Linked DNA regions of Mus musculus: regions 1, 3, 4 and 5 are each linked to region 2. The links are chromatin loops, found by intact Hi-C in ENCODE. Cell type or tissue: left cerebral cortex. All regions are shown on one strand. Region 1 has its middle 2.8 kb from the start of Gm46332. Region 2 holds the start of Fam228b (family with sequence similarity 228, member B). Region 3 holds the start of Itsn2 (intersectin 2). Region 4 holds the start of Fkbp1b (FK506 binding protein 1b). Region 5 holds the start of Sf3b6 (splicing factor 3B, subunit 6).

Region 1 (5,000 bases), 200 kb before region 2:
AACACAGCCCACATAATCAATTAACCAGGGCTCATAGAGGCTCACAGAAATTGAATTGGCAATCAGGAAATCTGTACAGATCTTACCTAGGTCCTCTGCATATGTTATGGTTGCGTAGCTTAATGTTCTTGTGGGACTCCTAACAGTAAGAGTGGGGCTATTTCTGACTCCTTTGCCTGCTTTAGGAACTCTTTTCCTCCTACTAAATTCCCTCATCTAGCCTATTATGAGGGTATGTGCTCATACAATAGTCTTAGTGTAACCTGTCATGCCATGTTTGGTTGATATCCCTGGAGGTCTGCTCTTTTCTGAAGGGAAAAGGAATGGATCTATGGGAGGCTTGGGAGGTGGCAAGAGGAGGTGAGAGGTAGTAGGGGGTGTTGGGAGGAGAGGAGGGAGGGGAAATTGTGATCAGGATATAATATAGAAAAGAAGAATAAATTAAAAAAAACAACAACAGCAAGAAAAAAGTGTGAAATTATGACCACTGTGCCACTTATATACAGGTCTTACTCTATTGTCTCTCTTCAGATTAACGTCAAAGACTTACAATTTGTAAGTTCTGTGTGGGCTTGGTTGTACAGCATTCTATACGCATTATTCTGGTTGGAAAAGTCTGGCATATAGGACAGCATTTATTAAGATGCCATCAAAGAGATTTGGAATGGCACTTACTTGGTAGAGCATTTGTCTGATGTGTACCAAGCCCTGGGTTCCATCCTCACCCCCTGAGCCTGGGCTTGGTGACACAGCCTTGTAATTGCAGCAGAAGCAGAAGTGGGAGGATCAGAATTCCAGCTCATTCCTGAGCTCAAAGCCAACCTGGGCTACCTGGGACCCAAAGTCAACCTGGGCTACATGGGACCCTACCTTAAACAGCACAAAGACCAGCAAAATCTCCTGGTCGTCTAGATCAGAATCACCAAGCTGAAATGTTTGGTAAAATATAAATCTCTCATGCCAGTCAAAATCTACCAAAGGTTTGGGAATGAGGTCTTTGAATGGGCAGTTTAAACATAATTCCAAAGAGAAATTATACATAGATATTTATGTGGTGGTGTTTGTGTACAGTTGGTTTAATTTTACATACTTTTAAAGAAGGGAGTATTAGGGTGAGAGAAATGGCTCAATAGTTAAGAGTAGTAGCTGGTCTTCCAGGTGACCTAGTTTCTATTCCTAGCACCCACATGGCAGCTAAACACCATTTCCAGTTCCAGGGGACCTGACACTCTGATCTCTGTGGACACTGCTCACATGTGGTACACAGACATACATGCAGGCAAAACACTCATACATGTAAAATAATAATAATAATAATAATAATAACAATAATAATAATAATAATAATAATAATAATAATAAATATTTGTTTGTTTGTTTTGTTTTTGTCTGAAGCAGGGTTTCTCTGTGTAGTACTGTCTGTCCTAGAACGTCTCTGTAAACCAAGCTCGTCTTGAACTCTGAGGTCTGCATCCGTCTGCCTCCTGAGCACTGGGATCAAAGGTACCACCATGCTCTGCATAAACCTTGTTTTTTTCCTTAAAGGAACTATTTTCATTGATTTCCCAGACTCAGTAAGAGACTGACATTATCTCAATCAACCAATTTGAGGGTAACATATAGATAGGATAAAATAAGGCAGAGAAGGGAGGCAGATATTAAAATCATATTCATGGATCTAGGTTGAACAGAGAAGGGTGTTAGGTTTATGGTCAGGGAGAAAGACTGGCAGGTGTACTGGGCTTATTGTGGATAAAATCCTGTCTCTTAGGTTTGATTACAGCATTGCCCTGCATAGTTTTAAATGAGGTATGGTTTGGAATAATGTCTTCAAGTAGTTCTCATACCGTAATATGTGTAAGAATTGTATCACTCCCAAGGTTGTTGGGCAGACATCTTCAATTCAGACAAACTCGGCAGGATATTTTCTGCAGGTGGTACACTGAACACACTTGGAGAACCACTTGGTTCTTTGTTTTTCTTTTTACTTGACAGAATATTCTGTTGGAGCTCACTGGAGTCTCCCTGGGTCTAACAGCAAAGGATAGTTCAAAACGGTCTTGACTGCCCATGTAAGCAAGAACTGAGAAAACAGCTGCTCAAAGACAGTTCGAATCCTCTGCTAAGCGTCCTGAAGACAAAAAAAAAAAAAAAAAGGAAATGCCAGTTTAAACAGCAACAAGGAGCCACACACAGTTGGTTCTGTTTGTTCTGACCTGTAGGGGGAGTACAAGGATTGGCTTACACAAACACTCCTGCTCTGCAGTGTGGGTGGGGACAGATAGGGAGGTGCCCTGTACAGGTCAAGGACACACAGAAGGTTTTATTGCTAAGAATGGAAGGCGCTAAGCAGTAAAACGCATTTGCTTAGCTGTGTAATGTCCTTTCCAACTGTCTTCTGTGGTTACCTGGATTGGATTTGTTAAGGATTCTTAAAGGAAAAAAAAAATCTGTCACTTGTTTTAAAACTAGGTAAATTATATTCTGAAGGACTACCACGAAGTTGTCTTGCAGTGGGTGAAGTAATCCATCTTAACTTTTCTTTTTTTTTTTAAGATTTATTTATTATATGTAAGTACACTGTAGCTGTCTTCAGACACTCCAGAAGAGGGCATCAGATCTTGTTACAGATGGTTGTGAGCCACCATGTGGTTGCTGGGATTTGAACTCCGGACCTTCGGAAGAGCAGTCGGGTGCTCTTACCCACTGAGCCATCTCACCAGCCCCCATCTTAACTTTTAACACAGTAAGGACAGGTACGTATGGGCAGCCTCTGAGAAGGAAGGGATAGAAAAGTTGAAGAATCACTAAGAAAAGACAGGGAGTTATTTTGTGGGGTGGGGTAGGTGCGTTAGAAACAGGGGTCTATCTATCTCTAATTAGCTCTGGCTGTCCTGTAACTTACTTTGTGGAGCAGGGTGGCCTCAAGCTCACAGTGCTCTGTGTCTGTCAGCCTCTGGTGTGTACCACCATACCGAGATTTTGGTTGCTATTGTACTAAAGGGATTTGATAGGACTCTTACTGAAGGAAGGTAAGGCCTTAAACACAAGGCTGGAGGATAAAGAATTGGTTCAGATAAAACTGACTTAGTAAGATTCCTGCTAACCTGGGGTAGTCAGGCCTAACAAAGGTCAAGACCCACTTTAGAAGGGGCAAAGGGCTCTAACTAAAATTTGGTGAGGGACACAGTCCTGCTAGGGCCGAAGGAGAAAGTGTTCTTTCCCTTTGGTTCTATTGACTGTTTTTCCTCAGAATATAATGAAAGTGTATCCCTGAGGGCAAAGGACCTCTCTATACAGACCTTAACCATTGAAATCCTGCTTAAAGTTGAAATAAATATTCAGGGTTCCAGGATCCAAACTTTCTTTTATAGATGACAACCTAGATGATACAAGCATTCCCGAATTTACAATGGGGCTATGTCATGTCAAAAATGTATTTAACATGATTAAGCTTCCAAACATCGTAGTTTAGAAACACAGCACACTCTAGAATAATGTCTGCTTGTCCTTGTGTGGCTGGCTCCCTTCTGACACCCAGGATTGTGAGGTGGTACCACACTGCACATATCTAGCCTGAGAAAACTTGAAGTACACTTTCTGTTGAATGTTTATGGCTATTATACCATTTATTTATTTATTTATTTAATACATAGAAGAATAGCTTCTTTATTTCATTATGTACATATGTGTTGGATTTATACTGGGTTTCTGTGTGAAATATACATATATTAATTTTATACAAGCACCAATATATACAAAAAATAATCAAAGCAGAAAAATCCCACATTAAATCATTATAAATTTGGAGGTAGTTGTAAAGTGTAAAATAAACATGGACATCCACACATATTCTGATTTAGAAAGTATGTGTTTAAAAATTGACTCTTTGGTGTATTATTATAGACCTATGAAATAAATTTAATTACATGCCCAAATTTAGTAAGACTCCCTAGAATGGGTCACAAACAAATTAAACCTGAAATACCTACAGGACTGCCCTGTGGGTACATTCCCTCTCAGTGTACGGGTAGAACAGTCCTGTTACCCAAGGAACTGAAGGCTCCTTTAAGAATGAGAAAGTCTCAAAAAGGTGAAATAACTTGTCTAAGACAAAACTGCTGGAAAGGTAGAATCAGAAATTTAAATGAGGTCTAAAGGTGAACCTTCAAAACCTTTCCTATCATGTTACAAAGATACACTTTAAACTTAAAATGAAATCATAGCAATGTTTTATAGCCCATTCCCCAGTGATATGCACTGAACTTATCAAAAGAACTTCCAAAGTCACTTTTTAAAATAAAGATTTCAATCTTCTATTTCAAGCCTGGAACCGTCATGACTAATTAGCCAGTACCAAAGGTCTGTGAGTCATGCCACCATTAAAACCACACTGCCTGTGCTGCCACTGTAATAAGGTACCTGATCTTTGGTGATTCAGCGCTGCCTCCTGGCCCCTGCTACCCTTTGCACTTAATTCATCCAATTGAGCAGCAGCATCTCCAACCCTAAGGTCTGGCATAAGCAGACGGCAAGGACAACAGAGCTCTTCAGATGTGCTGGTGCCCCTCTCGCCATTTTGCATCTTGTAAAATTAGTGAAGGGTGTGGAGGCCTTCCCATTGTGGAGGTTTAGGTTTTACACAAGGTACCCACTCTACCATTGAAATTTCCCTCAGCCTTAGAATCCCTTCATCAACACCAAGCAAAGGGATATCAGGCACTTCCAACTTCTTTTTAGTAGGCCATCTTTTGACAAATGTTTCAGGCAACCCTTTCAAACAAACTTTTAACAACTCTTTAAAAAAAACACTGTAGGAGCTTCTATACTGAACCTAGAATCTCCACTTACTGGGCACATGTCAATAAACTCAGACTGATCTAGTTTCATCTTCCTTCCACCATTATTCCATACCTCTAAAATCAATTTTACACATACTTCCCAGACTTCTGCTTGAATGGATTAGACAATTCATTAAGTGGTGTAGTGCACCTCCTCAT
Region 2 (5,000 bases):
GAATTTGAGGACAGCAGAGACAACACAGAGACCTTGTCCGAGAGACAAAAGTGGGGGTGCCAAGGGAGGGAAGGAAAGAATACCTGAAAGGAGGGCATTTTGGAACCTGTAAGCCAACAGATACAAGAAATCCAATAAACTTCAAGTAGTGGAGAAATTAGAGCCATCATACATTGCTGGGACTTTATAGTGAAATGGCACAGCTGCTGTGGGGAATCTATTTGTTGGTTTCCCAAAAAGTTATGTATAGAGTTATTTGACCCAGTGAGTGGTTAAGACTTCCTGCTCTTCCAGGTGCGAGTTCAGTTTGCAGTACATTCATCAGGCAGCTTAAAACCATCCCAGTTCCACAGAACCCAACACCTCCTTCTGACCTTCACGAACACCTGTCCACATGCAATGTATAATTTAAAAGACCATGCAGTAACAAATGGTACAACATGGATGAACCTTGAAAGCATTATTCCACATGAAAGAAGCCAGTCACAAAGGATCACATATTACATAGGTCTCATTTGTATAAATGTCCAGAATATGCAAATCTACAGAGTTAGAAAGTAGATTACTGTTACCAATAACTAGAGGGCAAAGAAAGAAGACTGCCAATGAATATAGTTGGTTTTTAGGAATGATGAAAAAATTCTGGAATTAAGAGAGTGGTAGAAGTTATATATCCTTGGGAATAGACTAAAAAGGAAACTGAGCCAGGCGGTGGGGCTCAAGCCTTTAATCCCAGCACTCGGGAGGCAGAGGCAGGTGGATTTCTGAGTTCAAGGCCAGCCTGGTCTACAGAGTGAGTTCCAGGACAGCCAGGGTTACACAGAGAAACCCTGTCTCGAAAAAACAAAAACAAAAAAAGCATACATAGGAGCCAGGCACTCGGGAGGCAGAGGCAGGCAGATCTCTGATTTTTCAGACCAGCCTGGTCTACAAAGCGAGTTCCAGGACAGCCAGGGTTATACAGCAAAATCCTGTCTCAAACAAACAAACAAAACCCTGTCTCAAACAAACAAGAAACAAACCAAAAAAGAATACATAAGTTTTCACTGCATAAAATTTTTTTAAAATAAGCAAAACCATAATGACAGAATGGTTACAGGAAATGAGGGAAGTGTGAGGGGGTACTCCAAAAGAACTTGATGAGAAAACTGGGAGCAGTCAATGTATTTGTTATCTTGATGTGTAAAACTGGCTTCAGGAACATACACACGTTAAAATTTATCGTTATGCATTTCAAGTGTATTTATTTTACACCAATTATACCTTAATAAAACTCTTTAGGAAGAAAAATACAACATATCCAGGTTTAAATAGGGGTTTTTGGTTGGTTGGTTGGTTTTTCGAGACAGGGTTTCCCTGTGTAACCCTGGCTGTCCTGGAACTCACTCTCTAGACCAGGCTGGCCTTGAACTCAGAAATCCACCTGCCTCTGCCTCCCGAGTGCTGGGATTAAAGGCGTGTGCCACCACGCCCGGCTTTAAGTAGGTTTTTATCAGCTTTGTTATATTGTTAAAATTTATAATCAATGGTATATGATTCTACTTTAAGCTCTTAAAGAGCAAAGTAAGTAAGTAACAAAGTTAGTAGAGTTAATGGGGATAGATAGGTTCTATCCAATAGAGTAAAATAGAAAGAAAAATAAAACTTATGCACAAGGCACATCTCTAAGCAAGGACCTCAACAGTCATACAACTGTACCTCCATAAAAGAAAGCGACTGTGGTTCCAACCATTCTTTGGAGCTCTTGAGCTTGGGGAGTGTGCCCGTCACCATATCATCTTGGCTCCTATTTTTCATTGTGGTCATCAAGTAACACAGTCCCTAGAAAAGCTAAAATAGCATTTATTTTGTAATTAAAATTCACAGTAATTTTCTCCGCGGTTTAATAATCAACACTCATGACCTTGGGCACTTAGGGAACGAGTCTTGGAAAACTGCCCGTCCATGTGTCCCTTCCAATTGGCTTGAAACAGGGCTCTCTTGAAGCCCTCCTGGCTAGGAATCTAGTTCCCAGCAGTTTTCTAGGTTTGATATGACATGAATGCTGATGAGTTGCCGCTTTCAAGCTACTGACAAATGAACTTAGAGAAAGAAGGGAATTTGGGACCTTCAAGCTCCAAGAGATCCAAAGCCCTCCCCGGGGCCTGCATGTGAGGGAGAAGAAGACTTGTGGGTCTGCGCCCATGATGAATCTAGGGTACCAGGCCCGCTCACCCGGGAGTACCGGGCCCCCGATTCGCGATTCGCCGGCTCCGACACAGACCGCGTGCGCGGGCCGTCCTGCCGCGCAGGCTTCCACAGGTCCTTCAGCCCCCTCTGGCGGTGGGCCTGCCCTTCGGCTCTCCGCACCACAGTGAGCCCGCGGCCTCAGCCCGAGACCTTGGATTCGGAACGCGCGGGCGTTCGGACCTCTGTCTCCTGGGACGCGGCGCCACCCCTACGCGCCCCTCGGCCAGCGGGAAGACGAGAACGCGCGCGCACCTCGCCGAACAGCACGGAGCAGTGCAGCCCTCTGGCCTGGGAGCGAGGCGAGTCGAAAAGGAGGCAGTGGAACTGTCTCGCGCTAACAGGCAGCTATCGCAGCCAATCAGCTTTTCAGATCCGTGCTACGCCCGCCCCTAGCGGAGCCTCGTCTCCTCTTGTAGCCCCTACTCTGTGTTTAGTTCCCGGCCTCCAGGACTCAGGATTCAGTTAGGCTACCGGCCTCCCATCAATTAGTCCTCCGAAGGCAGCGGCGGGAGAGAGTCGTTCGCCTTACTAGGAACCTGCGGCAAAAGAGTGTTTGTGGCGGTTGACCCTTTGAGGGCCGTCCAAGATGGCAGCACATGAGCAGTAAATGTAGCTCTAAAGAGCCTCCAAGGTGGTCTTAGAGCTCAGGTTTGTTGACCGGTGTCTTGTCTACAGCGTTGATGCTGGCCAAGGAGGAGGAATGAAAAGAGTATCTTTTTTAAATCGGTGGTGCACCTTGAGTGGTTTTGAGATTTTGTGGATAACTGGTTGCTTTTTTTTGTTTTTACTTTATTTTACTTTTATTTATTTGTTTGTTCATTTTTGCGGAGCTGAGAATTGAATGGAGGACTTATTCGCAGATCTTTATTTTTCTAAGACAGGGTCTCTTTGGCCTTGAACTTGTGACCTTCCTGCCCTTAGAGTACCCAAAATAATAGGCATAGACCTTTGTTTTTAAATCTCAGGTAAATCATTAAATAGATAAAAATATTGAGGCTCTGATTTTTTTTTCAAACTCACCTTCATAAACCATTCTGTGAATTCTGATTTTTCTATAATAGTTTTTCTTCCCCTCTGAGTACTGGTGAACCCTGGATGATGGACCACTATTTTCACTCGTCCACCGTTTTAGAGGACACACACTGATAATAAGCTGGAACGTACACAAGAAGCACTTGTATTGTCCCTCGTGGAGTCTTCAGCTGCAGGTTCTGGTTCAGAGCCGAAGAAGCATGAGTCACTTGCAGAACTTACTGTTAGATACCCTGCTGGGGACGAAACACGTGGACAGCGCAGCCCTCATCAAACTCCAGGAAAAGACCCTGTGTGTGACATCACCAGGATTTAGTGTAAGGGTGAAAGCTTCTTAAAAATATTTTTTAGGTTAGCATATAGAGTGTTGGATTTTATATGTTATCTTCATGTATGTGTTGTAAGCTATGTAACATCCGAACATGTTTCAACAATGTCAGAATTTATTGAGTAATGATAAATTCACAAAGTACGATAGTTTCTGTGGCAACAATTTCATACATATGCCTGCTTTCTTTGGTAACCTCACGGGTAAGCACAGATTCTTATTCTGCTATCTTAATTACTAATATCAACTCATGGATTACACACACACACACACACACACAGTGTTACAGATTGGCAATAAAGTGTTATGAGGCCACAGCAGAGATCAAGAATTTTCAGAAGTTCTGAAAAGCAGGGCAGTTGGTAGAAATATCATTAGATATTTGATATTTGTTGATAAATTAACAGTACCAGAGCTTCGGGAAAGAGTCTGGAGAAGCTGTAGTGATGACTTAAGGCTCCTTCAGATCTCAAGTTTGAAACTGAAGCCGCAGAGTTGAAACCAACTCCAGGAATAAAGGAACCAAGATGGGTCCAGACAGATTGGTAGACTGATAGATGGGGCAAGTCCAGGGCAGTAGGAACTAATACCATCTCAGTGCTAGGTGTTTGCTTCTTTAGGGAGCCAGGTAAGGAAGACACACCCATTCTTTGCTCTGTTGTATATGGTAGTTTCTTGGGCCTGTTTTTTCTGATACGATTTTAATATGTCCATATGCCTCTGCTATTTCAGCATTCTCTCTACTCCCAGAAATAAGTCATTTTTTCAGTCTGGGTTGAGTGGGTGGTTCTTGATAGACCTACTGTTCCTGTGTCCATCCAGGTATGAAGTCATCCTCCATCTTCAAAATAGAGTCTCTCGGGGCAAGACACACTGAAAAACCACTGTTTTACAAAATATAGAGTAACTTAGAGCAAAGCACATCCTGATCCTATATGACACTATACCTTGTTTTCATTCATCCCCAAGGGCCTTCTATCCACCCTCTCCAGCTTCAGCTGGTTCTCTTCCTCCCTTAATTCTTCTGTTTTCTTATCATGTGTATTCCATTATCCTGTTTCCCACATTCCTTAAGAGATCCTCCTCCTCTCTTATAAGTTTGTCTCACACACACACACACACAGATACATAACTGTAAAGACGTGTTTGATGTGTATGGGTGTGTTTTGTCTGCATGTATGTTCATGCACCATGTGTATGCAGTGCCTGCAGAGGGCAAAAGAGGGTTTCAGGTCTCTAGAACTAGACAGTTGGTACCTACAATGTGGATGGGCACTGGGAACTGAACCTGGGTTCTCTGCAAGAGCAACAAGTGGTCTTACATGCTGAATCATCTCTCCAGCCTCATCCACATCATTTTAAATCTAGGTTTCATTTATAAAATAAAATGTGTAGGGGCGGCTCTGTGGTG
Region 3 (5,000 bases), 180 kb before region 2:
ATCTTCAAGCCTTAATCACTATTGTCAGTAGTTCATTCTAAGTTTTGAAAGGAAAAAGGAACTGAGAAAGGGAAAACTTCACCTTTTATCCATTTCTCGGAAGAGAGAGAATATAGGAGAAATGCCTAGGTTCCATTTTTTTCTTATAAGCCACTAAAATAGATGCCTTAGCTAACAGGGGACATGAGCAAGCTCCTACCAAAGAAAGACAAAAAAACAAACAAGCAAACAAAAACCCCAAAAATGACTTTAAACAGGTCCATTTTCCCAGTACTCATGTCCTCAGATGTCCTGGGCATGGGGGGGTGGGGGTGGCAGAGCAGGGCTTTGGTGCTCTGCAGTGGAGCACAGTTACACTGTTGGCACATATTTAATGAGGATACCAAACAGTTAAATATTCAGTGAGAAGGAGGGGAGTGGCAGCTTAGAGTTTTACATTTTATTTAGCATGTACTTGTTATTATACAGGGCACAGGGCTGTAGAGGTGGGAGTTACAGGAGAACTTGCAGGTTGATTTTCTCCTTCCATCCTCGAGACCCAGAGAGCAAACTCAAGTCATCAGGAGTGGCAGTGGGTGCTTTTATTCACTGAGCCACCTCATTTATTTCAACCCATTCTTTTACATCCATGGATGTAAATCTACATGCAAATATGAAAGCAAGTAACATCTACGTTTTCATATAAAATATAAAAATTTGTAGCAAATAGACCTGCACTATAGCTTTAAACACTAAAGAAAGTTACTTAAAGGGAATTATAAATGGAAACTCTGGTCCTTAGGAAAGAATGAAGAATACCAGAAGTAACAAATATCTGGACAAATCAGTATGGTTTCTGTTGGCCATAGCCTCTTAATTTCCTTATAAATTATTTATTTAAAACTAAGGTTATACATAGCATTGCCATAGGCAGTCTATTAGTGGTAAAGGTCTTATGTAAAAGACAAGCCCCTGGTTCACACAGTTTCCTATATAATATTTACCTTACACTATGGTTGAAATCTGCATATTTTCCTTCTGTCTATTCTAGCCTGTCCTTACCATCATAGTCTTCTTTTGAAGACAGGCTGGGAGGTTTTTGGATGAAGAATGGGGTCTTTAAAAACAGGATCTATAAGGCTGGAAGGAGCATGAAAGGAAAAGAGCTTGTGGTTAGGGGTCCCCATGGTAAAACCTTGGTTTATAGTAATGGCCTAAGAGCCTATCCTAGATTTGGCAGAAAGGGAGAAATATGATATGCATAGTTTACTTCCCTGCTCCCTAAGCTTTTCACGCTACACCAACTACTAATCTTTTAGGGAATTGACAGAACGTCTCTGAATTAGGTAGGGCTTGTTATTCATCTACAGTCCATGCTAGAGGTAAACAAATGACAGTCAGATCTGGGAAATTCTGAGGGAATTCACAGGTAGAGTTTCAAGACCAGCCCATGAATGGAGGAATGAACTGGGAGGGTTGCTACATCACCTACCTGAATCATAAATTCCTAAAGACTGAGGATGACGAGAATTCTGGGTGGAGAGAAATGACTGACTATTTCAGGTGCTGAAGTTTTTGCTGGACACTGAGTGCTCTGGTATTTGGCTAAAGAAGACACAAGGAGAGAAGAAGGGTTTTGCAAGCCTAAAAACAAAAATCAAAAACGACAAAAAGGACTGTTTTTGCATAAGTAGGGAAAGAAAGATCTAAAGGCAGCAAGAACATTTCTTGGGTTGCTTCTGTGTTTGCCAGCCTCCAAAATTCCATTTAGCTTGCTGAACAGAAAGAACTACTGTTAGCAAGGCCTGCCCAGCAATCTGAGAATCCTTCATTTCTTTTCTTCCCTCATTACTTATATCCACTAAGTAAGTCCAGATTTATTCCAGAATCGCATATGTATGTATAAGAGAAGCTAGGCTAGAGGAGGCCCTCATACTCTACATTGTGACAGGATAGATTGATCTCAAGTTCTGAATAGAAACTGGAATTATCAGCACTTGGGAGACAAAGGCAGGCAGATCACTGTGACTCTGAGGCCAGCCTGGTCTACAAAGAGAGTTCTAAGACAGCCAAGGCTATACAGAGAGACCATCCCCCCCCCCCAAAAAAAAACCCTAAAACCAAACAAAAAAAATCCCAAGTTGTTGACTTAGTGTTTGGGATACTGCAGGCAGACATACAGAACTCCAATTTCTGATAGCTCTGCAGTTTCTTCAAGGGAGGCCTTTAAATGCACCTGCGTCCCACCGCCCTCCTCTCAAGGATCCAGCAACCTCAACAGAAAGAAGGCAAGGTGAATGTTACCAAGTCCCGAACACCAAAATGCAAGCCAAGGGCTAATTGAAGAGTTAAGAAAACACCGTGAGAGCAAGAAAACCCTGTTTATCACCATCAATGTTTGCTAAATTCCTCCTAAGAGTTGGTTGTCCAGTTCAGTTGGCCCTGAGCATCTCCGCAATCTCTTTCAAGTCAGACTTTCTATCTGCATCAGCCCCAACAGGGGTCAGTGAAGCCTGGGGTCATCTGATCTACACATATCTCTCACATTTCAATTGAAATCATAGGGATACTAATGTTTGAAAACATCCATTTATTTATGGGATTTTTAAAAAACAATTTTTATATAGCCTAGACTGACCTCAAATTCACAATCCTTCTCAGCAGTCAGACTGATGCGACTCGTTCTCTGTGTGCAGGGGTTACAGGCACGCACCAGTTTACGTTATGAGTTTTGCATCTCAGTACACTTCCTTCCATGGAAACCTTACACTCCCATTTTGCCCATTAGGGACCATCATTTCCTCATCCTCAACCTTAAGAAAGCTTTTTTTTTGTCCAGGGGGTGCTGTTGCCTCTGTCAAACAGCAGATAAAGAATGGTGATTTGAGTGAGGAAACCACAGAATAGAAATAAGTTCTAAGTATGAGTTTCTCCTATTAGATGGGTAAGGATGTTTAGCTTCTGCAAGCAGAAAAGTCCGGGACGGTCTTCCTGTCTGTCATGAGCTTGCTCTTGTGTGTGAACAGAGGGATGCTTTTTCTCAGTCTCTGTCTCTGTCTCTGTCTCTGTGTCTCTGTCTCTCTCTCTTTCTCTCTCTCTCTCTCTCTCTCTGTGTGTGTGTGTGTGTGTGTGATGGTGAATGGACAGCTAACTCTTGGGTGTGGTAAAATCCTTTAAGGAGAGTCCTTGAGAAGGATCTGCAGCAAAGGTGGAGGCAACTCCTTTGCACCTCTAACTTCCCCATTCTCAGGAAAGGCTTGCTCACATGTTAACGAAGAGACCTTCAGTGAATAAGAAGGTTCCAGCTTGAGAGACAGCAAGCTCCATGTGTGGTCCAACGGGGATGTCCTGGACATCTCTTGGCCCTTTCCAAAACCTTAGGGTCCTGTGGCAGGAAATGTCCCACCCAGTCCCCGGCAAGTCACCTCGAAGAGGAGGAGCCAGGTGGGGGGTCTTGGCAGCTCCTGGAAGGGCTGTCAGCCGCGGAGCTTCGGGACCTGGCGGGAGGAGAAGCATTTCGGCCCACGCCTTCCACGGTTCCGGGGGCGAGGAGGAGCGCCACGCAGTGTCACGCTCCCCACGGTGAGGAGTAGGTGTCCCGCGGCTAGGCGGGCGGGCCGTCACTGCCCGCCCGTCGCTCGCCTCCCCGCCCCCCGGCTTCCTGCGGAGGCCGCGGCCGCCATGTTGTTGTGGGGCTGAGGCGGCGCCGGCTGAGAGCCCAGCAGCCGTGACAGGCTGCGCAACAGGTTCGCTGCGGCCGGCCTGACGACTGACCCGGCGGCGGCGGCCGCGGCACGGCAGGGTCTTCCCGGAGCTTGGCCGCGCCCACGCGCCGGTGTCGAGGAGCGCGCGGGGTCGCGCCGGGACGTGCGCGAGGCGCCAGGTGGGTGAAGCCGCCCGTCGGCGCGGCCGAGGGGCGCGGGGCAGGTGCGGCCGCCGCCGCCCCCGGGGTTCCACGGGCCGGGCAGAGGGGGCTGCGCGCCGCGCACCGCCGGGTTCAGTCCTCGGAAGCGCGTGCGGCCCCCGCCCTAGGCCCCGGCCGAGGACGGCCGTGCCGGGCGGAAACCTCCGGCCCCGGGGTTCCTGCCTCCGCCGCGGGGCGGGCGGGCCGCTCCTCTCAGAGGCCGGGAAGCCCGGGCCCCTTGCCGCGGCCTCGCTTGGCAGGTGACGGCCTCCGCCTATCGCTGGTGGCGACCGGGTTCCGGGCTTTCCTTAGGGGCATCTGGGCTGGGTGCGCGTTGCCTTGGGGACCTATTTTATTTTGGCTTAGTTGACTTTTCTTTTCTTTCTTTCTTCCTTTCTTTTCTTTTTCCTCCTTGGTCAGGGTTGCTGCAGAGTGTCAGGTGAGCCGCATCCCGGTGCGTCAAAGTAGCCGGAGTCACGAGAGGACAGTGGGCGGATGCTTGGCGTCCACTGCTCGCGTTATAACAGCTAAAGTTGAGAACTGTTAAGCGCTGACTTCTGCATTATGCATTTCTAGGGTATATATAGGAAGCACAGCGAGGAGTCTCTGTAGCCAAAGTTCACTGCTTATTTAAGGGAGAAGAGGCACCTACAAGTGCATAGTGAGTAGGTAAACCGAGGCTGCAAGTTTCATTCTGCTGAAAGACACTGTTTGCAGGTATTGGTCATGCTCTGTGTTATTCAGTGATTGTCCGTGGCAAATACACTCATTTGAAACTTGCATTCATAACGAACAGGAACATTTTGGATAGACCCAGCTACTTTACAATAGGAATTCAAGTTGACACAGAAATTACTGCCGTACTCCGTGCTTCTTGTCTGTTTCACGGCGTTTCCTACTTCCTCAGGGGACGCAAGGTGTCACTTGGAATTTTGTGTTGTTAGCTTAGTTTAGGTAGTACAGACTGGAGGCCAAACTAGGTGCTTAAGCCTTTGAGAAATTGCTAACTTCCCTTTCACGGTTTGCTGTATTGTCATCCAGTGCTAAAACCTAAAAGCAATCTAGAAACATGGCCTACAACATTTATACAAGTTGATGGGAGGCCTGCAAAATTCAG
Region 4 (5,000 bases), 72 kb after region 2:
AAAATTACTCCCTTACTTTCATCTATTTTACAAGTGTTCAGGAATAGCCTACTACGTGCTAGACCAGAATCATGAATAGCCTACTGTGTGTCAGATGACCAGAGACAGAGAGTAATATATGAACCCGTGAAGAAGAGAAGCACAAACCTAAATCTCAGATTGCTATAGAGTCATGATTACATCAAAGATGAATATCATTAACAAGAAATCAATAATGACCAGGCCTGTGCCCTCATATCAGAGATACATCGGAGAACAATAAAGACAGGAGCCCTGCTCTTCTAGGGTCTACCTTCTTTCTTTTGTGTACATGGGATGGTCATGTGGGGTGCAATGGAGTGGGGTGTGTGTGTGTGTATGTCACACCTAGCTTTTTTGGATGAGTGAGGAGATTCAGGCTCAAGTCTTCATGCATAGCTAGAGCTCTTAGCCACTGAGCCATTTCTCTGGTTTACATTCTAATGGAAGGAGACAATGCTCACATAAATATGATCATTACAGATGGTGATAAATCCTTTAAAGAAAATGAACACTGATGAATTTCAGAGAGACACAGAGAGCTGGCAATTTCAGAAAGGGTGAGCCAGGAAGGCATTTTGAAGAAGATGAGGTTTGAGCTGCTGCTTAAGAAGGAACCAACTCAAAAGACCATGAAGCAGGAAAAGATTGGTGCACTTTCAGAATAGGAAGGAAGAGGGTGAGATGGAGGAGAGGAACATGACAGTGATGCACCACGCAGCGTGCAGAGATGGGTCCCATACTAAATGCAATTGGAAACCACTGATGGGTTTAAAAGCATGGAAATGACCTAATCTGAATTAAGATTTTATAAGATCACTCTAGCTCCCGAGTGTGGGATGGATGGTTAGACATCTGTTGCTATAGTCTAGACAAGAAATCAATGGTTGCATGAATTAGCAGAGAAGAGAGTGAAATAGATTAGAGATACGTTTTGGAAGCAGGGCTGACAAGGGCATGCAAGTGGATGAGAGGAAGGAGCCCACTCCCCATCTCACCATTGAATGGTGGGAAAGGATTAGGGTTTGGGTAACCGGAAGGTGGTAGAGCTGTTCTGAGAGATGAGAAAACTGGAAAGGAACAGATTTGTGAGGGTGGCAATCTTGAGCTGCCCATTAGACATGCAAGTTTTTACTGCACAGAGGCAGATGCAGAGCCAACCCTGGATAAACAAACTGGGTGGAATAGAAAGCTATGAGACTGGATTAGGAGCTTGGGAACATAACAACACAGTCAGCGGTTAGTGGACTGTAGGAGCCTACCAAAGGAAGCCAGAGAAAGCCCCACAGAAAACAGTTAAATTGGCTGTTAAAAGATGGGTGGGCGTCTGTCTGGAGAAGTAAAGGGACCTGGGAAATAGAATTAGTTGTAAGACATGCTCGAAACCTGGAATCCAGAGTTGGGATGTAGCTCATGTACAGCAGGTGCCTAGCAAGCACAAGGGTTCCACCAGGAAACACACAAATCCTTAGGGTCCTAGAGTCCAGTCACAGTGAGAGCCCATTGGTTCCATCCTGTAACCCTAGGTCCAGCACACAGTGTACACGTTCCATAAATATCTGCTAAATGAGTGGTTTGTTTAACAACTCACAAGTGGCTTGGTGAAGTTGGTTGTGGATGCATGGATAGTAAGTATCGAAAGAGGAAGTGCCAGTGTGGATCCCTCCCGCCCTAGCAATCACCAAGAGGGCAGCTGCTTGCAGAAGTAGGGGGAAGAGTCTTTTAATGATTTTCTTCCTGAGGGAGGGGCCCTTAAAGCTCTGCATTTTAGGGGACCTGTGAGAAAAATGAGGGGACTGAGAACGGAAGTCAAATGGAAGGCGGGGAGAACGAAGATGGGGAGACAGCTCAGAGGCTGTGTGGGTGACAAGGCCTGGGAAGAAACGTGTATCTGCAAGGAGTGATCTGGGCAGTATCGGGTACTTCCAGGAAGCCCTCGGTTTGTAACCAAGAAGCCCTTTAACTCCCTGCGAAGGAGCATGCCAATAATATCCAACAGCAAGTTTGCTTGTTAAACACTCTGGACCTTGGGGGTGGCTTTTGGTCTGGATTAAATTTTGCTTAAGAAATAGCTACTCCTTGAATATGTTGAATACACCCAGTTTTCTAAATAGTTGAGGAAACTTGGTGAGACAGGGAACCCAGAGATAGATAGACTGGGAGGAGGGGGTGGGGTGGGGCGATGAACCAAATTATGGAACGCGAGTTGTTTTGACCTGGCTGACCCGGCACCATGGACCCCCCAGGAGGATCAAGCAGCAGGTCCGAAGGCTGGGTTTTGACTGAGGAGGGCATGGTAGAGGGCAGATGACCAGGAAGGGTGAGTAGGACCGGGAGGGTGAAATAGGAAGCAGAAGCAGCCAAAGGAGTGGCAGGCTCCCAAATTGGCTCTCTCCACAACTAACCACTGCCCAGCCCTGGGGGCCTCCAGACAAGAGGGGCGGGGAGGTGTGGTGCAATAGGAGGGGTTTCTCTGTACAGCAGGAACCCCCAAAGCGAGATCATCCCTGGAACCGAACAGGAAAAACGGAACAGAAATTCAAACCTGGGAAGTCAGTAGCAGCGGTTAATCGAGAGGTTGCAGCTCAGGAGATAGCAGCCGCAGCCTAGGACAGTGGCTGGACATAACCCCCTTGCCCTAAGGTGGCCGCCTTCACTCCCCAAGGTGAGCGGGCGCAGAATGGGATGGTGCGTTGTCCTCTGAAACCCACAAGAATCGGGGAAGGAGGTCTCCTCCTGTCGCCCGCATCTTTGACCCTCTCCCCGCTTCAGGTCCCCGGAGCCACCTCGGAATCAGATCCCAGCCCGCGGACTCCGCCCCGGGACCCCTCCTCCTCCCGGGCCCAGCCGCCCGGTACCGTCTCCTGGGGAGATGGTCTCGATCTCCACGCCCATCACGGTCCCACAGGCCCCGCCTCCAAGGGGGTCCTCGCGGCTGCCCCGACCCCGGCTCCGCTCTGGCGCGGACCCCGCAGGCACTCCCGCTCGCCTTCTTGCCGCCACTGCAGAGCCGGAGGAGGTGCGGCTGGAGTCAGGACCTGCGCGGGGAGGGGCCGCCGGGAAGGGGGCGGCGGGGTGGAGCTGTGCGACAAGGTGGGGTCGGCCGGGGCGGAGCCCGAGGGAAGCGACCCTGACGTGGCTGCTCCGGATCCTGGCCAGACTAACCACCATTAACCCACTGGCTGAAAGGGGAGGCAGGGTGAGCGAGGCGTGCCGGCACTAGCACATCCACACATCTATCCACTCAGTGTATATTTATTTAGCACCTACAGGGTGCAAAGCCCCAGGGAGTCCACTCAATCCTACAGACTAGGAGAAAGTCGGTAATTAAACTAACTCTTTAAATACGTGTGCTCAGTGCCGTGGGGTTCAGAGTAAAACGGAAGCACCCGAGACTGATACCTACCCGGGTTAGGCTTCCCGAATCTATTGGAGCAGAGCCGGCGAAGGGAAGAAACCAATTATTGACGAATTTTCCTCAACCACCTTAAGACCACATTCATCATTCCTCAAAGTTTTACAGCAGGTATATGTATTGGAGGTCTCACCTTTCAAGGTAAAGGACTGCTCCCTGGGGATTCCAACTGAATTAAAGGAGGATCAGCTCTGTGCTGAAGATACAGCGACAGCCTGAATGGTGAATGCTATAGAAGGAATGAATGAATTCTTTTACCTCTACCCAAACCAAACCAGGATCTAAAAAGATACTTTTGTCCTTCCCCAATCCGAATTCCGCTTCCTTGGTCCTGGGACTTGAATCCAGGGAAGCCAGGGCCTGTTCACTCACGCTAAGCTAACAGAGGTTACGTCCATGGCCCCTAGGAAGATACATTGGGAGGAGAAAACATTTGCTTGAAGGCTGAAGGAGACTTTAAGAAATGCCCCCCACCCCCATCTTTTCTACACCCGTTGCACAGATCTGAATTTGTTTCTGACAAGAGCCAATGGGAGGTGAGTATGGGAGAAGGACCTATTTATTCAAAGGCCCAGAACTGGAACTTGACGCATTTTCCTCAGTTTCTCCATCTCCACTCTTCCAAGTGGCTAGCTCGCAGATACTAGCTTGCCAGGATACAAGGACTAAAGTTGGTGCTCAGAAAAGCTGGTTTACGGTACTGTGCACGTTAGGATCAGAAAAAAACCCGTGTGTGTGCCCTAGAGTCGTCAGGGCTTAAGGCAAACAAACAAACAAAAAAGCTTAAGACACCCCACCCTCCAACCCTGACCCTCACCCCCCTACTGGTTATGGCCTTGGGCAGGTACTTTGAGATCGGGGTAGAACAGATCTGCTACTTGGGCAGGCCTACGAGGCTGGCTTCAGGTAAACGGATGTATTTACATTTTGGGAGTGATATTTTATGGGATTTTTAAATGTGGAGTTCTTGACTCCCCTCTAAACTAAACACTAACTTTTTACACATGTTGACTGTAGAATTCCGATTCCCTCTTGCCAACCAATTTTTTTTTTCTCTGTATAGCCCTGGCTGTCCTGGAACTCACTCTGTAGACCAGGCTGGCCTAGAACTCAGAAATCTGCCTGCCTCTGCCTCCCAAGTGCTGGGATTAAAGGCGTGTGCCACCACGCCCGGCTCTTGCCAACCACTTCTAAGAGAACAGTTGAGACCTGCGTGGGAAAAGAGGTTGAAGCACTTGAGGTGTATTGTGAAGATTTTCGGGCGGTGATTTCGCGGGAACTACAACTCCCAGAAACACTTGCGGCAAAGCCCGCGCTTAATGGCCATCGGAAGGACCCGCCGCTAACGTGACGCACTCAATAGCCAATAGTCTAGAGGCATCTCCGAGGTCCAAAGGCCGAGGCTTCCGTTAGGTGCCCGGGACTTCTGATTCCCGGTCCTGTGACGTGAGCGGCCCCGGGATTTTACGTGTGGGACGGGGAGGCAGAAGACTAAGGTATTTCGTTGTGTGTGTGTGTGTGAAGTGGGTGGCACTTCAGGCCCAGGGATGTAGGCGTGGGGAGAAGT
Region 5 (5,000 bases), 48 kb after region 2:
CTTACGCCTATGCCCACAATGACACACTTACTCTCAAAGGCCACACCTCCTAATAGTGCCACTCCCTGGGCCAAGTATATACAAACCATCACAAAAAGCCAAGGCTTCATGCATGGTAGGCAGACACTATACCAACTGAGCTACATTTTAGCACAAATCTGTCTTTTTTTTCCCCCATTCATCTTTTTCCATTTTCCTTGTGAGTAGAAAGGGAGAGATGAGAACAAAGCTGACAGCCCCTGCAGACCTGGAGTGGCATTTGCTACTTTGTGGGTTCTCTTTTTTCTACCCTTCTCCATTCCTTTTCTTCTACCCTTTCAACCCCCTAATGCTAGATAGGGGAGAAACAAGGATAGAGAGGAAGGGGGACAGAGTCATAGGTTGACTACTTCCTGCTGGTTAGGGCCATTGCTCTCCTTGGGGCAAGTTTAATCTTCCCATTCAGGATACCTAATTTCCTCTTGTTTCTTCTTTGTGCACAACTACTTAAGCCATGATAAACCAACAACTCACCTGCCTCTCAGGGCCCTAGCATTTACATTTCCCTTTGAAGGAGGAGTCCCCAGAATTCTAAACATCATGTGGTCTCAGAAACTGCCTGCAGCTGACAAATCCCACCCCCGCAGGAGCACAAGGCCAGTCCTAGTCAGCGGCTGTGGACAATCTAAAGCAGCCCATAGGCCTCACCTGGATGAAAATGAAAACATATTCCCATAATATGTCTGTGATTGTCAAAGAGACCAAAGTTTTCACTACACAGACCCGCTAAGTTAGATGTGGACGATCAGTCTGCTCTGGGTCTGGAACAGGACTTCCTCTTTTCCACTCTTACCCATGCCTGGCTGCCGTGGGAATGGATTTATTGGGGGGGGGGGGGATGAGACAAAATACCAGGTGTTGGTGTAGTTATTCCCACCTCTGTGATAAGGTGGGGAACAGGGACTCAGGTAGGAGATGCACAAAGTAACACATGCTATTATAATTCCACTCACTACAGTCTTTCTATGCACGATGTAACACATGCTATTATAATTCCACTCACTACAGTCTTTCTATGCACGATGTAACACATGCTATTATAATTCCACTCACTACAGTCTTTCTATGCACGATGTAACACATGCTATTATAATTCCACTCACTACAGTCTTTCTATGCACGATGTAACACATGCTATTATAATTCCACTCACTACAGTCTTTCTATGGCCAGTGCTTCAGGTCCAACCGTACTTGCCTCCTGCGCTTGTAGTGATTTGTTATTTTCAGGCAAGGCCTCAATAGGTAGCCCAGGCTAGCCTTAAGCTCGAGCTTTCCCTGCTTCAAACTCCACGTGCTGGGGTTATAGGCACGCACAGCCACACCTATGTTTATCTTTACTCACATGTCCAGAGATATACCTTGAAACCTTATGAGTACCAATGCTTGCGTTTAACATGACTACCAATCTCTCTCCTTTGGAAGGTGCTGATCCTATTAGGAGAAGAATGTCAACTGCCCAGCTCTTGATGGTTGCTGGGCTCTCTGTGGCTTAATAGTAGGAGCTGTTGTTAGTTTTAGTGGGCCCTGTTTTTAAAACTACTTCTTTGTTTGTTTGGGTTTTTTTGTTTGTTTGTTTTTTGAGACAGAGTTTCTCGGTATAGCCCTGGTTATCCTGGAACTCACTTTGTAGACCAGGCTGGCCTTGAACTCAGAAATCTGCCTGCCTCTGCCTCCAGAGTGCTGGGATTAAAGGCGTGCGCCACCACGCCCAGCCTTTAAAACTACTTTTTAAATGAGGTAGTCGGATCACTAGTTTGCTCGATCTAGGGATAATGAGGTGGGTGGTAAGTGAAAGAAAGTAGGATTGTCACCCAGAAAACTGCCTTTGTACAAACAGCTTGCTTTAGGGAGCCTATAAATAAGTCTGCTACCTTGTGTACCAATTGGTAACTGTGTTCAGATAATTAATTCTCTAAACCCTCCCACGTATTTCTATACTTCATATTTATATGTTTCTATCAGAATGAGCAAAAACATGGCCACAGTATTAAGTCTTCACATAGGCCCACGGCTTTGTTTTCAGGGTAGACCTCTTCTCAGTATACCAAAAAAGCCTATGTAAGCTTGGACCTTCGACAGGTTTATGTTCCTAAAATCCTCTGTAGCATCATAGAAGGAGCCAGCTTTGGGAGTATATCCCATCAGTTTCGCAGCGATAAGGCTTCAGCATTCCTTTTGTGTTAAGCTATGTAAGTCTGTCACTTGCACTAGTATTTTACTGCAGCCTTCAGTCTTACCTGGTACAGAATGAGGGTGCACATTTGAAAGCATGCTCTTTCCTGATGGGAAGTGAAAGGGTGTGCTGTTTTAGATACTCAAAACATTAGGGCTAGGCAGGATGGAGAATAACAGGGTTAAGGCCTTTCTTCAGGCTGATAATCTTTTCCTTAGTACAAACGCCGGTGAAAACCTCCACGGAGCAGATTCTGCCTTTCTCTGCAAACAGCCCCCAACGTCTGCTGCTGGTTCTTGATAGAGTCTACCCGGCAACTTATATTCAAGTGGCTAATATGTGGGGGCTAACAGGAGCGCGGGCAAAATCGTCTTGGAGCTGCCCTAGTGAAGGAGGACCTCCGAGCAAACTCGGAAGTGGCCTCTCTTCCCATGTCCTGTAAAGCTGGTCTAAGGAAATAAAAAGATGCATGTGACGGGTTGTGTGCTCTGTTTGCGTGGACAGGGGCCGCGGGAACCGGGTGAGGGAGTTCGACGGTCAGGTGAAGCGCGACCTGAGGCCCAGGGCCCCGGGATCGGCCTTCCGAGCAAAGTTCAGATTGGGACCTCTGTTGGAAGCGCTGGCGAGCCGGGTTCCTCTCCGAGACCTGGGCGCGCTAAATCGCAGGCTCTGGGTCTGATCTCTCTCATGGACCCCGCCCCTCGCTCCTTAAGCCACACCCCCTCAAGCGGAACACCTCCCTTCCCTTGGCATTCGCCCCGCCCCTTCCGGTCCGCAATCCGGAAGCGTTCTGGAGCTTGCTAGTTCGCTTTCCGGCTTGAGAATGCGTTCTCTGTAGTGTGACTTGGAGCATCTTTTCTAGGAAGTAAACGCGTCCTAATTTGAGACGCGGACTTTCCGGCATTGCTGTAAAAGCTTCCGGCGCTACCTGGCTGTAAATACTCTGTATCTGACGCCGTGTCGCCCACGAAGGCGATCAGGTTTAGAAATATCCAGAGGGATCTTACGGTAACCTACATCAGCCCGCCAAGATGGCGATGCAAGCGGCTAAGAGGGCGAATGTGAGTACCCCGCTTTCTGCGTGACAGGGAAGCGATGTTGTTGCTTGACTGTTGCTGCGTGCCTGGGGAGCGTTTTTTGTCCCTCCGCCCATAGTTGGGGAAGCTTGTTATCAGTTCTGTCAAAGGAGGTTCTGTCCTGGGCTCGTCCTCAGGGGTGTGTTCTTTGAGCGACTTTTCGCCCCACCCCTATTGAGAGCCCCCTGGCATCAGTGACCTCGTAACGCCTAGGACCAGGCGTTAGGCTCTTCTGAGTCCAAAAAGACATACGGAGTAACTATTTGGTTCCTTGCCAGCTGGAGCCTGGGATTTTTCTCGAATGTAGAACTTTGGGAATCCTCTATTAATATTATGTAAGCACCTGCTTTGTCTCTTGTCTTACAAACGGGAAGCAATTCATCAGTTGGGTTTATTCAACACTACTGTGTAAAGGACTAGTCGGGCTTATGTTCTACTGTTGTCAGTGAGTGTTACCAAAACCTTTAAGGAAAAAAAAAAACATCTTTCAGGAAATTAAGAAGTGGTTAAAACTTAGAATCACACCAAAACAAAGACACATAATTGACCATTGGATATCCTGATGAAGATTTTGGGCAACCGCGATTATGTGAATCATTTCAGTGAATGAAAACTTAGTTCCTGTAAAATAAAAAGATGGTAGGAGTTAGGACAAAACTGTAGAGCTGATTCTATGATTTTTCTTATTAATAGAGAAATTGAATTGTTTTAAAGATACCTACAGTGCTTTTTATAGACCAACGAGAGTGAGCCAACATAATGGTAGAGACCTGATATGTAAGATTCCAGAGTAAAACTGGAATGTGGCTCAGTGATTGCCTAGTGGGCGTGAGTCTGGATTTGACTCCCAGCACCTCAAACCATGACAACCAAAAATAAGTAAAGAGGGGAGTGGTTGGTACACCAATAGAAGAAAAAAATGGTTGGATGGACATAGATGGATAAAGTTTACAATAGGAATATATAGTTACCATTTGATCATATCTGTTTTCTTCAAGAAGTGTGGAGCCCCGGGTCATATCCTATGTTGGCTGAGAAGAGTATAGAGCCTTTTCAAATTTTACAGGGGATGATGATGGTGAAGTTTTAGGAGAGAAGAGAGAGACATACACAGTGTTTTACACAGTGAAAAAGCAGATTTACTGGAGAAATATATTTGTGTGGCAGTTGTTGATTATCAAACTTGACCTGGAAATCTTAAACTTTTATAGTCTGTCTAATTATCACCACTACTCATTTGAAGGTAGGGATAAGCGTTTTTACTTTCATGTTTGTTTATTATTGTATGTGCACATGTAGAGGCCAGACGACAATTTGTGGGAGTCGGTTCTCTCCATGTGGATTCCAGGGATTGACAGCTCACCAGGCTTGCTGGCGAGGGCCAGCTCACCAGCCTGAGGGCAAATATCTTATCCTTTCATTCATATAATGCTTAGCTTCATACCAAAAGCCGTGTTGGTTTAATAAGTGATTACTGAAAATGTTTTGTCTGAGCTGGGCATGGTGGTGGCGGCGCATGTCTTTTATCCCAGCACTCGGGAGGCAAAGGCAGGCGGATTTCTGAGTTCGAGGCCAGCCTGGTCTACAGAGTGAGTTCCAGAACAGCCAGGGCTACACAGAGACACCCTGCCTCATAAAACCAAAAAAAAAAAAAAAGAAAGAAAGAAAGAAAATGTTTTGTCTGGTATGTAATTGACTGTAGTAGCAAAG

What was found. Hi-C counts contacts between places; a loop is a spot of excess contacts. Peaks named below come from ENCODE experiments on the same cell type or tissue, not always from the same donor. Only the 100,000 strongest peaks of a DNase experiment are listed, where the experiment ranks them.
Region 1: it touches region 2 in a loop (4-fold over the local background); 12 of 42 quality-filtered maps call a loop at or near these places.
Region 3: it touches region 2 in a loop (2.9-fold over the local background); 4 of 42 quality-filtered maps call a loop at or near these places.
Region 4: a loop joins it to region 2, with 6 times the contacts of the local background. A loop is called at or near these places in 3 of 42 quality-filtered maps.
Region 5: a loop joins it to region 2, with 2.0 times the contacts of the local background. A loop is called at or near these places in 6 of 42 quality-filtered maps.

The regions. Positions count from the first base shown.
Region 1 is chr12:4,569,848-4,574,847 of GRCm38, forward strand. No RefSeq gene overlaps it. Among named protein-coding and RNA genes, the nearest start is that of Gm46332, 2.8 kb to the left of the region's middle. In left cerebral cortex, a CTCF peak has its summit at 2,221 (motif pointing right); a DNase peak (open chromatin) is centred at 2,249.
Region 2 is chr12:4,766,692-4,771,691 of GRCm38, forward strand. It overlaps Fam228b (family with sequence similarity 228, member B), which reads right to left and starts at 2,543. Exons shown (of 7, transcript NM_175431.5): 1 at 2,215-2,543; 2 at 1,699-1,830. The coding sequence starts at 1,806. Pfn4 (profilin family, member 4) reads left to right here and starts at 2,604. Exons shown (of 4, transcript NM_028376.4): 1 at 2,604-3,578. The coding sequence starts at 3,462. In left cerebral cortex, CTCF peaks have their summits at 2,352 and 2,558; DNase peaks (open chromatin) are centred at 2,320, 2,559 and 4,349; H3K4me3 peaks cover 1,351 bases; H3K27ac peaks cover 1,451 bases.
Region 3 is chr12:4,589,371-4,594,370 of GRCm38, forward strand. It overlaps Itsn2 (intersectin 2), which reads left to right and starts at 3,638. Exons shown (of 40, transcript NM_001198968.2): 1 at 3,638-3,862. Gm3625 (predicted gene 3625) reads right to left here and starts at 4,361. Exons shown (of 1, transcript NR_169069.1): 1 at 425-4,361. In left cerebral cortex, no CTCF peak of the experiment used is centred here; DNase peaks (open chromatin) are centred at 2,917, 3,568, 4,373 and 4,954; H3K4me3 peaks cover 1,953 bases; H3K27ac peaks cover 1,662 bases.
Region 4 is chr12:4,838,523-4,843,522 of GRCm38, forward strand. Fkbp1b (FK506 binding protein 1b) reads right to left here and starts at 3,051. Exons shown (of 4, transcript NM_016863.4): 1 at 2,877-3,051. The coding sequence starts at 2,913. Wdcp (WD repeat and coiled coil containing) reads left to right here and starts at 4,781. Exons shown (of 4, transcript NM_001170858.1): 1 at 4,781-4,929. In left cerebral cortex, no CTCF peak of the experiment used is centred here; DNase peaks (open chromatin) are centred at 1,225, 1,633, 3,100 and 4,789; H3K4me3 peaks cover 2,059 bases; H3K27ac peaks cover 1,214 bases.
Region 5 is chr12:4,814,545-4,819,544 of GRCm38, forward strand. Sf3b6 (splicing factor 3B, subunit 6) reads left to right here and starts at 3,064. Exons shown (of 4, transcript NM_025323.2): 1 at 3,064-3,275. The coding sequence starts at 3,246. It also overlaps the pseudogene Gm20348. In left cerebral cortex, no CTCF peak of the experiment used is centred here; DNase peaks (open chromatin) are centred at 2,284 and 2,959; H3K4me3 peaks cover 1,988 bases; H3K27ac peaks cover 1,281 bases.